Regions from separate parts of the Homo sapiens genome. Here region 2 is linked to region 1. Evidence: read pairs that join two places in POLR2A ChIA-PET (ENCODE). Cell type or tissue: HepG2. All regions are shown on one strand. Links, peaks and the distances in the headings refer to the core of each region. The heading gives the core; the rest is flanking DNA. Region 1 overlaps LINC01290 (long intergenic non-protein coding RNA 1290). Region 2 overlaps EMP2 (epithelial membrane protein 2).

Region 1 (5,245 bases), core at 246-5,245:
GCTTCGCAAAGTGCTGGGATTACACGTGTGAGCCACCGCGCCTGGCCTGTTATTATATTTTCAAGACACCTCTCAGGGCCACTGTGTTTATTGTGCTTAGAGAGGGAAAGAAGAGAACTGACAGGTAAGGAGGAAGCTCCGATGCTCTGGGTCATAACCACCTCCTAAACTGAGCTAATTGGCCTAGTTTACGGAATCAAGCATCCCACAAAGTATTCCCAATTGCAATCGCCAACGTCCCTCAATCCAAATCCCTGGAGAGCCTGTCAAAATGGCAGATCCCAGGGCCCCAGCCCTTGAGGTTCTGACTCAGCAAGTCTGGTGCGCAGCCCAGGAATCTGCAATCTCAAGATGTTCCCCATGGATTCTAAGGCAGAGCATCCATAAACCATTCTTTAAGCAACTATTTTCCCAGCCAGCAAATTATAAAGACTTTTTTCAAGTACAACGAGACAGAAAGCCAAGTGAAACTTAAAATTAGTTGACCTGCTGGCTAAATCTGCTAAGTGGGCACTTGCCCCATATCACCCTCTGGCTCTCTGCTTCCTCTGCCAGGGAACGAGCTCAGCAGATGAGGCTGGAGCATAGAGGGCGGAGTCGCCTGTCCTTTAGCAGGTGCTCTGGTTACTGGGTCAACTCACACATGGGGCAGGGAGGCGGAGCCTGCAAGTCCCACCTTGCCATTGAGTGGAGGCAACTGTTTTTTGTGTGTGAATATTCTTGTTTTGTTTTGTTTTGTTTTGTTTTGTTTTGTTTTGTTTTGAGACAGAGTCACTGTGTCACCCAGGCTGGAGTGCAGTGGTGCAATCTCGGCTCACTGCAAACTCTGCCTCCTGGTTTCAAGGGATTCTCCTGCCTCAGCCTCCGAGTAGCTGGGATTACAGGCGCCTGCCACCATATCTGGCTAATTTTTGTGTTTTTAGTAGAGATGGGGTTTCACCATCTTGGCCAGGCTGGTCTCGAACTCCTGACCTCTGGTGATTTGCCCGCCTCAGCCTCCCAAAGTGCCAGGATTACAGGTGTGAGCCACCATGCCTGGCCTGGAGGCAACTCTTGAGGTTGGGATGTCTGCAGTTCAGACTGAAGGCTCCTAATCCTGCTTGGAACTCCCAGCAACCTGCCTCACGTTCATCCCATAGGAAAACCTACAGGATAAGCCAGCAGCTGCTCCACGTGCTGACTGCACACCTTCCTGCTCTTCCCCGACTCCTCTCGTCTCCCGATGACAAGATCAGCCACCGCCTGCTCTAGATGACCCTTCTGATTCAGTCCTGCTGTTTGCAGCCTCCCCACTTTAGCGGCTTCAGCACTTCTCTAACCATGTTTCAGGTGACACTGTCTTTTTCTTTTCCTTCCTTCCTCCCTTCCTTCCTACCTCTCTTCCTCCCTCCCTCCCTCTCTTCCTTCCTCCCTTTCTTCCTTCCTTCCTCTCTTCATCCCTCCTTCCCTCCCTCCCTCCCTCTCTTCTTTCCTTCCATTTCTCCCTCCCTCCCTTGATTCCTCTCTCCCTCCCTCCCCCTTCCTTCCTTCCTCCTTCCCTCCCTCCCTCCCTTCCTTCCTTGAGATAGAGTCCCATTCTGTTGTCCAGTCTGGATGGAGTTCAGCGGCATGGTCTCAGCTCACTGCAGCCTCAAACTCCTGGGCTCAAGGGATCCCCTTGCCTCAGCCTTCTGAGTAGCTGGAACTACAAGTGCACACCACCACACTCAGCCAATTTTAAAACTTTTGTAGAGATGGGGCCTCCCTATGTTGCCCAGGCTGGTCTCGAACTCCTGGCCTCAAGCAACCCTCCCACCTCAGCCTCCCAAAGGCTCCCCTCGCTTCCCTCCCCTCCATTCCCTCCCTTCCCCTCCCCTCCCTCCTCTCCCTCCCCCTCCCCTCCCTCCTCTCCCTCCCCCCCTCCCCCTCCCCTCCCTCCTCTCCCTCCCCCTCCCCTCCCCTCCCTTCCCCTCCCTTCCCGTTCCCCTTCCCCTTCCCCTCCCTCCCCTCCCCTCCCTTACCTTCCCTTCCCCTTCCCCTCTCTTCCCTTCCCCTCTCTTCCCTTCCCCTTCCCCTTTCTTCCTTTCCCCTTCCCCTCCCCTCCCCTCCCTTCCCCTCCCCTCCCCTCCCTTCTCTTCCCCTTCCTTCCCCTTCTCTCCCCCTTCCTTCCCCTTCCTTCCTCTTCCTTCCCCTTCCTTCCCCTTCTCTTCCCCTTCTCTTCCCCTTCCTTCCCCTCCCCTCCCCTCCTCTCCCTTCTCTTCCCCTTCCTTCTCCTGCCCTCCCCTCCCTTCCCTTCCCTTCTCTTCCCCTCCCTTGTCCTCCCCTCCCCTCCCTTCCCCTTCCCTTCCCCCCCTTTTTTTTTTTGTTTTTTTCAGATGGAGTCTCACTCTGTCACCCAAGCTGGAGTGTAATGCCATGATCTCAGCTCACTGCAACCTCCGCCTCCCGGGTTAAAATGATTCCCCTGCCTCAGCCTCCAAGTAGCTGGGACTATAGGCACACGCCACCATGCCTGGCTAATTTTTTTGTATTTTTAGTAGAGACAGGGTTTTACCATGTCAGTTAGGCTGGTCTCATACTCCTGACCTCAAGTGATCTGCCTGCCTTGGCTCCCAAAGTGCTGGGATTGCAGGCCACCGCACCCAGCCTCCTTTCCTTTCTGAGACAGTGTCTTCCTCTCTTGCTGGAGTGCAGTGGCACAGTCACAGCTCACTTCAGCCTCAATCTCCTGGGCTCAAGCGATCCTCCCACCTCAGCCTGCTGAGTAGTTGGGGCGACAAGTGTGCCACCTCACCTAGCTAATTTTTAAAATTTTTTGTAGAGACAAGGTCACACTACATTGCCCAAGCTGGTCTTGAACTCCTGAGCTCAGGTAATCCTCCTACCTCAGTCCCGCAAAGTGCCAGGCTTACAAGCATAAGCCACCACATCTGGCTTGCCATCATTTCTTTCTGGATAGGACAATGGCAGACCACAGCAATTGAACTTCCCTTCCTGGCCAAAAAAATAAAAAATAAGCATAAAAAATCTGTGCTTTAAAGTAACCCTGTGCCAAGGTGAAGTAACACCTCTCTTCTCTTACATGTGTTCAAGACCCTGGTGAAATTAACTATTGTCCTTCTACAAACACAGAGAAGCCGTTTCTTCCTGGTTCCTCTGGTCTGTTTGTTTTAGCTGATGACAAATATTGAGCAAATGTGCCGTTTCAGCTTTGGGATGGGGAACATCCCGTGCTGTTCTCCTGTGTGTTCAGAGAGACAACAAGGGCCCTGGTGGGGGAGACTGTCATTGGCTTTCCTTCCAAATGGGTGTGAGCTACTCTAGGCCAACCACCTTCGCTGGCAATTTCCAACAGCCCCCAAGTAGCCCCACCATCATGGTTGCCAATCACCGTATTTCCTGGTGTATATAGGACCCAACAGCAGTGGCTCTCCCTTGGAGGCAATTTTGTCCCTACCCCTTGTAGAGGGCATTTGGCAATGTCTGGAGACATCTTTGGTTGTCACAGCAGTGGTGGGGGGTGGGGTGCACTGTTGACATCTAGTGGGTAGAGGCCAGGGATGCTGCCACACATCCTACAGTGTACGGGACAGTCCCCACCAATAATTCTGCAGCCCAAATGTCAATTGTACTGATGCTGCAAAACTCTGCCCTACAGGTATACAATATGGAGTTCTTACAAGAAAAACTTTACAAAGAAAGAAACTTTTGAAAGAAAACACTCACAGAGACTTTTCATAATACACCTATTTAAAATGAGTTCAAGGCTGGGTGCGGTAGCTCATGCCTGTAATCCCAGCACTTTGGGAGTCTGAGACAGGGGCATCACTTGAGCCCAGAAGTTCAAGACCAGCCTGGGCAACATGGCGAAATCCTGTCTCTACAAAAAATACAAAAATTAGCCCGGCGTCGTGGCATGTGCCTGTGATCCTCCCACCTACTCGGGAGCTGAGGTGGGAGGATCATTTGAGCCCAGGAGGCAAAGGTTGCAGTGAGCTGAGATCTCACTACTGCACTCCAGCTTGGGTGACAGAGCAGGACCCTGTCTCAAAAATAAATAATTAATGAATGAATAAAGAGTTCATAATAGGTTTGTACTGAAAATATATTCTTTTTCTCATGCAAGTATAGTCAATTCTACACTGACATTCCGTTGCAAACTGTAAATCTGTCTCAATGTAGTAATATACTACTAACAAAAGCACAAAAATCACATGGCTAATCCCATGGCTATATATTAATAAATTGAGATAAATGAAAGTAGGTACATAGCCATGTTCTAGCAGTAACAGATTTAATTCTAAATTAATCAGGATTTGTACACATCAGCTTTTATCAACTGCGTTGGGTTTGGCTAAGTTGGATGTGCAATTGGTATCTTTGCTTCAATGTTTTATTGCTATACCGTGTTGTCACATGCCACCACTAGGGGGTGGTAGTAGTACCCGCTCTTCCACTTTCTGGACGCTTGGCTTCCCCTGGCCATGAAGCAAATGCATTGGAAGCAGGAAATTTTTGAGATACATGTTTTGAGGGAGGAGTAGAGATTCATTCCACATCTTGACATGTAAAACACTTTGGGTCTGGGCGTGGTGGCTCATGCCTGTAATCCCAACATTTTGGGAGGCTGAGATGGGCAGATCATTTCAGGTCAGGTGTTTGAAACCACCCTGGCCAACATGGTGAAACCCCGTTTCTACTAAAAATACAAAAATTAGCTGGGGGTGGGTTGGGTGTGGTGGCTCACGCCTGTAATCTCAGCACTTTGGGAGGCCGAGGCAGCCAGATCATGAGGTCAGGAGTTCGAGACCAGCCTGACCAACTTTGTGAAACCCTGTCTCTACTAAAAATATGAAAATTAGCTGGAAGTGGTGGGGGGTGCCTATAATCTCAGCTACTCAGGAGGCTGAGGCAGGAGAATCGCTTGAACCTGGGAGGCAGAGGTTGCAGTGAGCCGAGATCACGCTGCTGCACTCCAGCCTAGGCGACAGTAAGACTCTGTCTCAAAAAAAAAAAAAAAAAAAAAAAAATTAGCTGGAGGTGATGGCACATGCCTGTAATCCCAGCTACTCAGGAGACTCAGGCAGGAGAATTGCTTGAACCTGGGAGGTGAAGGTTGCAATTAGCCAAGATCATGCCACTGCACTCCAGCCTGAGCGACAGAGTGAGGCTCCGTCTCAAAAAAAAAAAAAAACAGGAAACAAACTTTGCGAGACCAAGGTGGAAGATCGCTTGAGCCCAGGAATTCCAGATTGCCTGGGAAACA
Region 2 (5,482 bases), core at 260-5,259, 55 kb after region 1:
GATGATCTTCCATCCACTGCTAGATAAATTCCATTACAGGGGCCGAGTCCATCTTTGTTCACTACCCGGCACATAGTAAGCGGCCAATAAATATTAGAATGAACACGTGAGGAATAAATCAGGATAGATGACCTGTCACAGAACTCCCAAGTTCAGGTATTAAGGATTATCTCCAGAATAAATGTCACAGCCTGGGAGTTAGTTTCCAAATAGCACCTCCTCGACCCTCCACATGTCTGTACACAGCCCACCTGTAGCACCCCGCAATCCAATTCTCTGATCCCACTGGCATCTGCCTACTGTCTTCAGAATGCACCTGTCACCCCTCAGCAGACACCATGTTATTCATGCCACAGTTACTAAGCACTCATTCTGGGACGGATGAGGACCTCAAGGCTGGAAAACTGTGATGAGTTAGAGAAGCTCCCATCCCCATTCCAAAGACAAATGTCCACTATAAGACAACTGGGACCCCAAAGCATCTCCTCCATCAGTTCTATGAGAGAAACAGAACCCTCACTTCACAGTGAAAGGGAGTGGTCAGCATGGGTTTATTTTGGCTTTTTTTGTTTTTATTTTAAGAGATGGGGTCTTGCTCTGTCACCCAGGCTAGGGTGCAGTGGCACAATCTCAGCTCACTGCAGCCTCAAACTCCTGGACTCAAGCGATCCTCCCACCTCAGCCTTCAGAGCAGCTGGGGCTACAGGTGTGTGTCACCATGCCTGGCTAATTTTGCTATTTTTTTGTAGAGACAGGGTCTCATTATGTTGCCCAGGCTGGTCTCAAAACTCCTGTGCTCAAGCAATCCTCCTGCCTAACCCTCCCAAAATTCTAAAATTACAGGCCTGAGCCACCACACCTGGCCACGGTTAACCCCCATGAACAGCATCCAGACTGGAAACACATTATGTTCATTGGCATCTGCAATGTGATGTTCCAAGGGGGATGCTCCATGTGGACTGGATGACACCTGCTCACACTGGTCATCATTTCCTTGTCTCTGGATTTTCAAAACAGTCCCTAACTGGTCCATCCATGGAGTCTCTGACCCCCCACAGCCAAAGGCATCATCTCTCCCCATCCTCACACCTGCACAACCTCCATTGCTTACCAAGCTCAGGGAAAATGAGGGCATTATTATTGAAGTCAGTAATTCCTGAAGATACTCTCTTGGTTACAGATAAGGCTTGAGATAAGATTGTATCCTTTCAATCCAGTTCCTTCCCTACCACCCCATCAGAGACAACCACATGGACCTACTCCGATGTCTCCTTCCAGACATTGTTCCTCGTATAAACATGTGAGGCCACAGAAAATACAACAAGAATTTCTGTTTATGTTTATATGAATAATACACTTTTCCACATATACTTCTCCTGGTTGTTCTTTTTTTAAACTCAGTAATGCCATAAAGCTCTTTCCATATGGGTACAATGGATAAACCTTTTTTTTTTTTTTTTTTTTTTTTTGAGACAGAGTCTTGCTCTGTCACCCAGGCTGGAGTGCAGTGGCATGATCTCGGCTCACTGCCACCCCCATCTCCTGGGTTCAAGCGATTCTTGTGCCTCAGCCTCCCAAGTAGCTGGGATTACAGGTGCACACCACCAAGCCCAACTAATTTTTGTATTTTTGGTAGAGATGGGGTTTCACTATATTGGCCAGGCTGATCTTGAACTCCTGAACTCAAGTGATCTGCCTGCCTTGGCCTCCCAAAGTGCTGGGATTAGAGGCGTGAGCTACTGCGCCCGGCCCCTTGTTCTTTTTAACTGCAGTAAAATACTCTGCAAAATGGCTGATGGATATTTAGGTTGCTTCCACTTTTCCTTTTCTCTATTTCTCACCTATCATTGGATATTCTATTCCAATAATGCTCCGTGAGCATCCTCACGCCTGCCTCCTTAGCCAGGTTCTTGGGGATGTGGAAGGGAAGCCCACTTCACACTGTGGCCCCCCCTCATCCCTCCCTGCTCCATCTCCCTCCCTTCATACACTCAGCACTGAAGACAAACCATGCACCCACTGCTCCTCCAGCAGGGTCCCTGCTCGCAATCTCTGCCTTTTCTTTTTAAAAATTATACATTTTTTTTTTTGAGATGGAGTCTCGCTCTGTCACCCAGGCTGCAGTGCAATGGCACAATCTCGGCTCACTGCAAGCTCTGGGTTCACACCATTCTCCTGCCTCAGCCTCCCAAGTAGCTGGGACTACAGGTGTGTGCCACCATGCCGGCTAATTTTTTGTATTTTTAGTAGAGACAGGGTTTCACCATGTTAGCCAGGATGGTCTCGATCTCCTGACCTCACCATCCACCCACCTCAGCCTCCCAAAGTGCTGGGATTATAGGCGTGAGCCACCGTGCCCGGCCCATATATGTATTTCTCTTAATTTAAGAGATGGGTTTCACTCTGTCTCCCAGGCTGGAGTACGTGGAACAATCATAGCTCACTGCATCCTCAAAGTGGCAGCAGACTTGAAGTGGCAGCCTCGAAGCCCTGGGCTCAAGCAATCCTCCCGCCTCAGCCTCCTGAGTAGCTGGGAATACAGGTATGTGCCACCACATCCAGCTAACCTCTGCCTACTCTCTCACTGTTCCTTGTTGCCTGAACTTTCTGAAACCATCACTGCTTGGGGAATTTGAAATATCCTCCCAAGCCCATCTCCAACACTACAGGCTTAAGGAAACCTTTGCACACCACATATGGTGGGCTTCCCTGAAACCACATCTGGTGGCCTTGGTCCTGGAGCTTGCATTCTTTTTTTTTTTTTTTTTTTTTTTTTTTTTTTTTTGAGACAGAGTCTCGCTCCGTCGCCCAGGCTGGAGTGCAGTGGCGTGATCTTGGCTCACTGCAAGCTCCGCCTCCCGGGTTCACGCCATTTTCCTGCCTCAGCCTCCCAAGTAGCTGGGACTACAGGCGCCCGCCACCACACCGGGCTAATTTTTTTGTAATTTTAGTAGAGACAGGGCTTCATTGTGTTAGCCAGGATGGTCTCGATCTCCTGACCTCGTGATCCACCTACCTCGGCCTCCCAAAGTTCTGGGATTACAGGCGTGAGGAGCTTGCATTCTTGGACTTGTCACCCCCATCGCTAGATGATAACCTCCTCTGAAGACAGGAAAATTCCCCACTGTATTGCCAAAGCCTGCAGCAGCTCACTGCACAGAGTTGCTTAATAATAACCCATCAAGATTAAAGTGAGGAAGCCAGCCTCTCCCTCAGCCTTCCTTTGGTTCAAGCAAACCACAAACAAATCAAGCCACTTCCATGTGCATCAATATATCATCTCTTCTGATCCACAGACAGCTGGCAAAGGTCATCAGAGTGGAATCATGACCCTCATTAAAGATGAAGGGACTCCCCTGGAAGCTAAGTTGCAGGTCTCGGTCTGAAGCTGAACATAGGGGCCTCTTTGCAAAAGAAGGGCTTGGTCTGGAAGCTCTCAGATATTTCAGGATGAGTCATGTTTCCAAAAAGTGTGACACGTCCATCCCAGGCCCTCTTATAAAGCCATCTCCCCAAAAGCAGGCACTCTAGTACTCAGATTTTTGCCAAAAGCAAGGACCACTGTGCTTATTAACTAAATTCTTTGAGTATCTTAAAATGTTTTAAAGTTTACAGGATCAACTTTTGTTTCAACCCAAGCAGAAGTATCTGTGAAACCATGGGTTTGTGTGCTACTTACATTTTTTCCCCCAATACCAATCAAGAAGAAGACATAATTATTCTTTTCTGTTTTTATGCCATGGGCCTTTGAGAATTATCTTGTGTGCCACCAGTGGTAACACATTTTGGAAAACATTCATAAGATCAACAAAAAAACTTTGGTTCTTATTTATTCACTGCAAATTTCTTAAATTCATTGCATTTTGAGGAAAGACAGTTCAGAGAAGTTTGTGATCAGGTCATCAAAAGAGAAATCTTCAAAGTGCACGACTTTGCTATTGGGAAAAACTTGCTTGATCTTAAGACTATGAGCGGTCTGCACTGAGACGCTTGGCTTGTCTGTCTGTATATCCTGCATGGTGATGGCGATTTTGCATCCTAGATTTCTCAGGACAATCATGGTGTCAAATATCACCCTGGTGACCCCTCCCTCAGCTCTGGACCCAGAGTTCCAGGAAGCTTCTAGAAGCTGATGTCATCTAGCCTGTCCCTAAAGAGCAGGAACCGGAGAAGTCTCTTCTTCATCCTCAGTCCCTTTTAGATCAACAGAAGCCCAGCTTGCCAAGGAAGATGAGGGCCCCAGGAATTCAATTATTCACTTTAGCAGCTACTCATTAAGCACCGGAGATACTGCATGAACAAAACCAACAGTGTCTCTGCACGGGAAGGAGGGAGGGACTCATTTGGCCAGTTCTCCTCCAGCCTCCTTCCTCCCTATATCCCGCCCCAAGATGGGCCAGCATTCCCAGGGTTCAACAGCTTTGCCCGGGAGCGACCCAGTGCTCAGTGGGAAGTGACCTACTGCCTGAGCGGAGCTCTTGCTCACCATTGTCCCATCAGCACGGGAGCACGGAAATCCAGCCTCCTGGACAGATGACACGTGCTATAAGGGTCCCAGGCCCTGGGGACCTGGGCCTGGAATCCCACTGAACTCCCCTCAGCTGTGGCCTAGATCTAGTCCTGGGTCGGCTGCCAAATTGCTGTGTGACCTGGGCAAGTCACTCCACCTCTCTGAGTGTCCCTAGCTGTCAGTGTCATACTGGGACTTCTAAGGTCCTTATGCCCTGAAATTCTCCAATCTTAGCCCAGGGCTGTCCCGAATGCAGTGAGCTCTCACCCTTTCAGGCACCTGAAGGAGCATGAGTACCTCTGGAGCCGTGCAGGACAGGTGCCCTCATCACCACCACCAGCCTCTGCTCAGGTGTCAGGTTACCAGCCCGGCACTCTCTCGCTGGGTGGCAGCTCTGCCTCTGATATTTTTAGACTCCCCCCTGGCCTGTCCCTAACAAGAGCCAGATGCATCTGATTCCTGCCACAGTGCTGCTGAAATTGCATTCTTTGGCTAACTTCTGCAGGGAGCCAGGCTTCACCACTCCTGGGGTGAGAAGGGGAGACTGCTCTGCCTGTCACCACCACACCAATCCCCATTCCTTCCCTGCACATGCTGAGGCCATCGTCCAAGAGTCAGGCCTCCATCCCTTCTATGATGCCAACTGCCCTCTTCCTTCATTCCAGCTGCTGCTGCCAATCACCTGCCCTCCTGAGACACCCGGACACACACACACACCCCTCCTGCACAGGCATCCCGAGGCTGGCCTTTAACTCTCTCCTCTGGGAGAGATCTGCTCCCTTAATCCCAGTGCCTGGGCCCCACCCCACCTTTGGGTAAGTAACGTCACCGCCTCCCCTCTGGAACTCCCGTGGCTGGAGAGCCCTGCCCTGTCCCCACCTTAGCCCCTGTAGCCCGCGTCAGAGTCCCCACTTGGCCACAGAGCTGGGAAGCAGCCACATGTTGTCCCCCCCACCCCCCCACACACAATTA

The links. Peaks named below come from ENCODE experiments on the same cell type or tissue, not always from the same donor. Only the 100,000 strongest peaks of a DNase experiment are listed, where the experiment ranks them.
Region 2: POLR2A ChIA-PET joins it to region 1 with 7 read pairs; 6 of 35 experiments call an interaction of 5 or more read pairs at or near these places.

The regions. Positions count from the first base shown.
Region 1 is chr16:10,517,462-10,522,706 of GRCh38, forward strand. The region is part of intron 1 of LINC01290 (long intergenic non-protein coding RNA 1290); the gene reads right to left. Among named protein-coding and RNA genes, the nearest start is that of LINC01290, 8.1 kb to the right of the region's middle. In HepG2, for the core only: a CTCF peak has its summit at 4,411 (motif pointing right); DNase peaks (open chromatin) are centred at 3,200 and 4,420.
Region 2 is chr16:10,572,487-10,577,968 of GRCh38, forward strand. All of the region lies in intron 1 of EMP2 (epithelial membrane protein 2), which reads right to left. Among named protein-coding and RNA genes, the nearest start is that of EMP2, 5.4 kb to the right of the region's middle. In HepG2, for the core only: no CTCF peak of the experiment used is centred there; no DNase peak of the experiment used is centred there.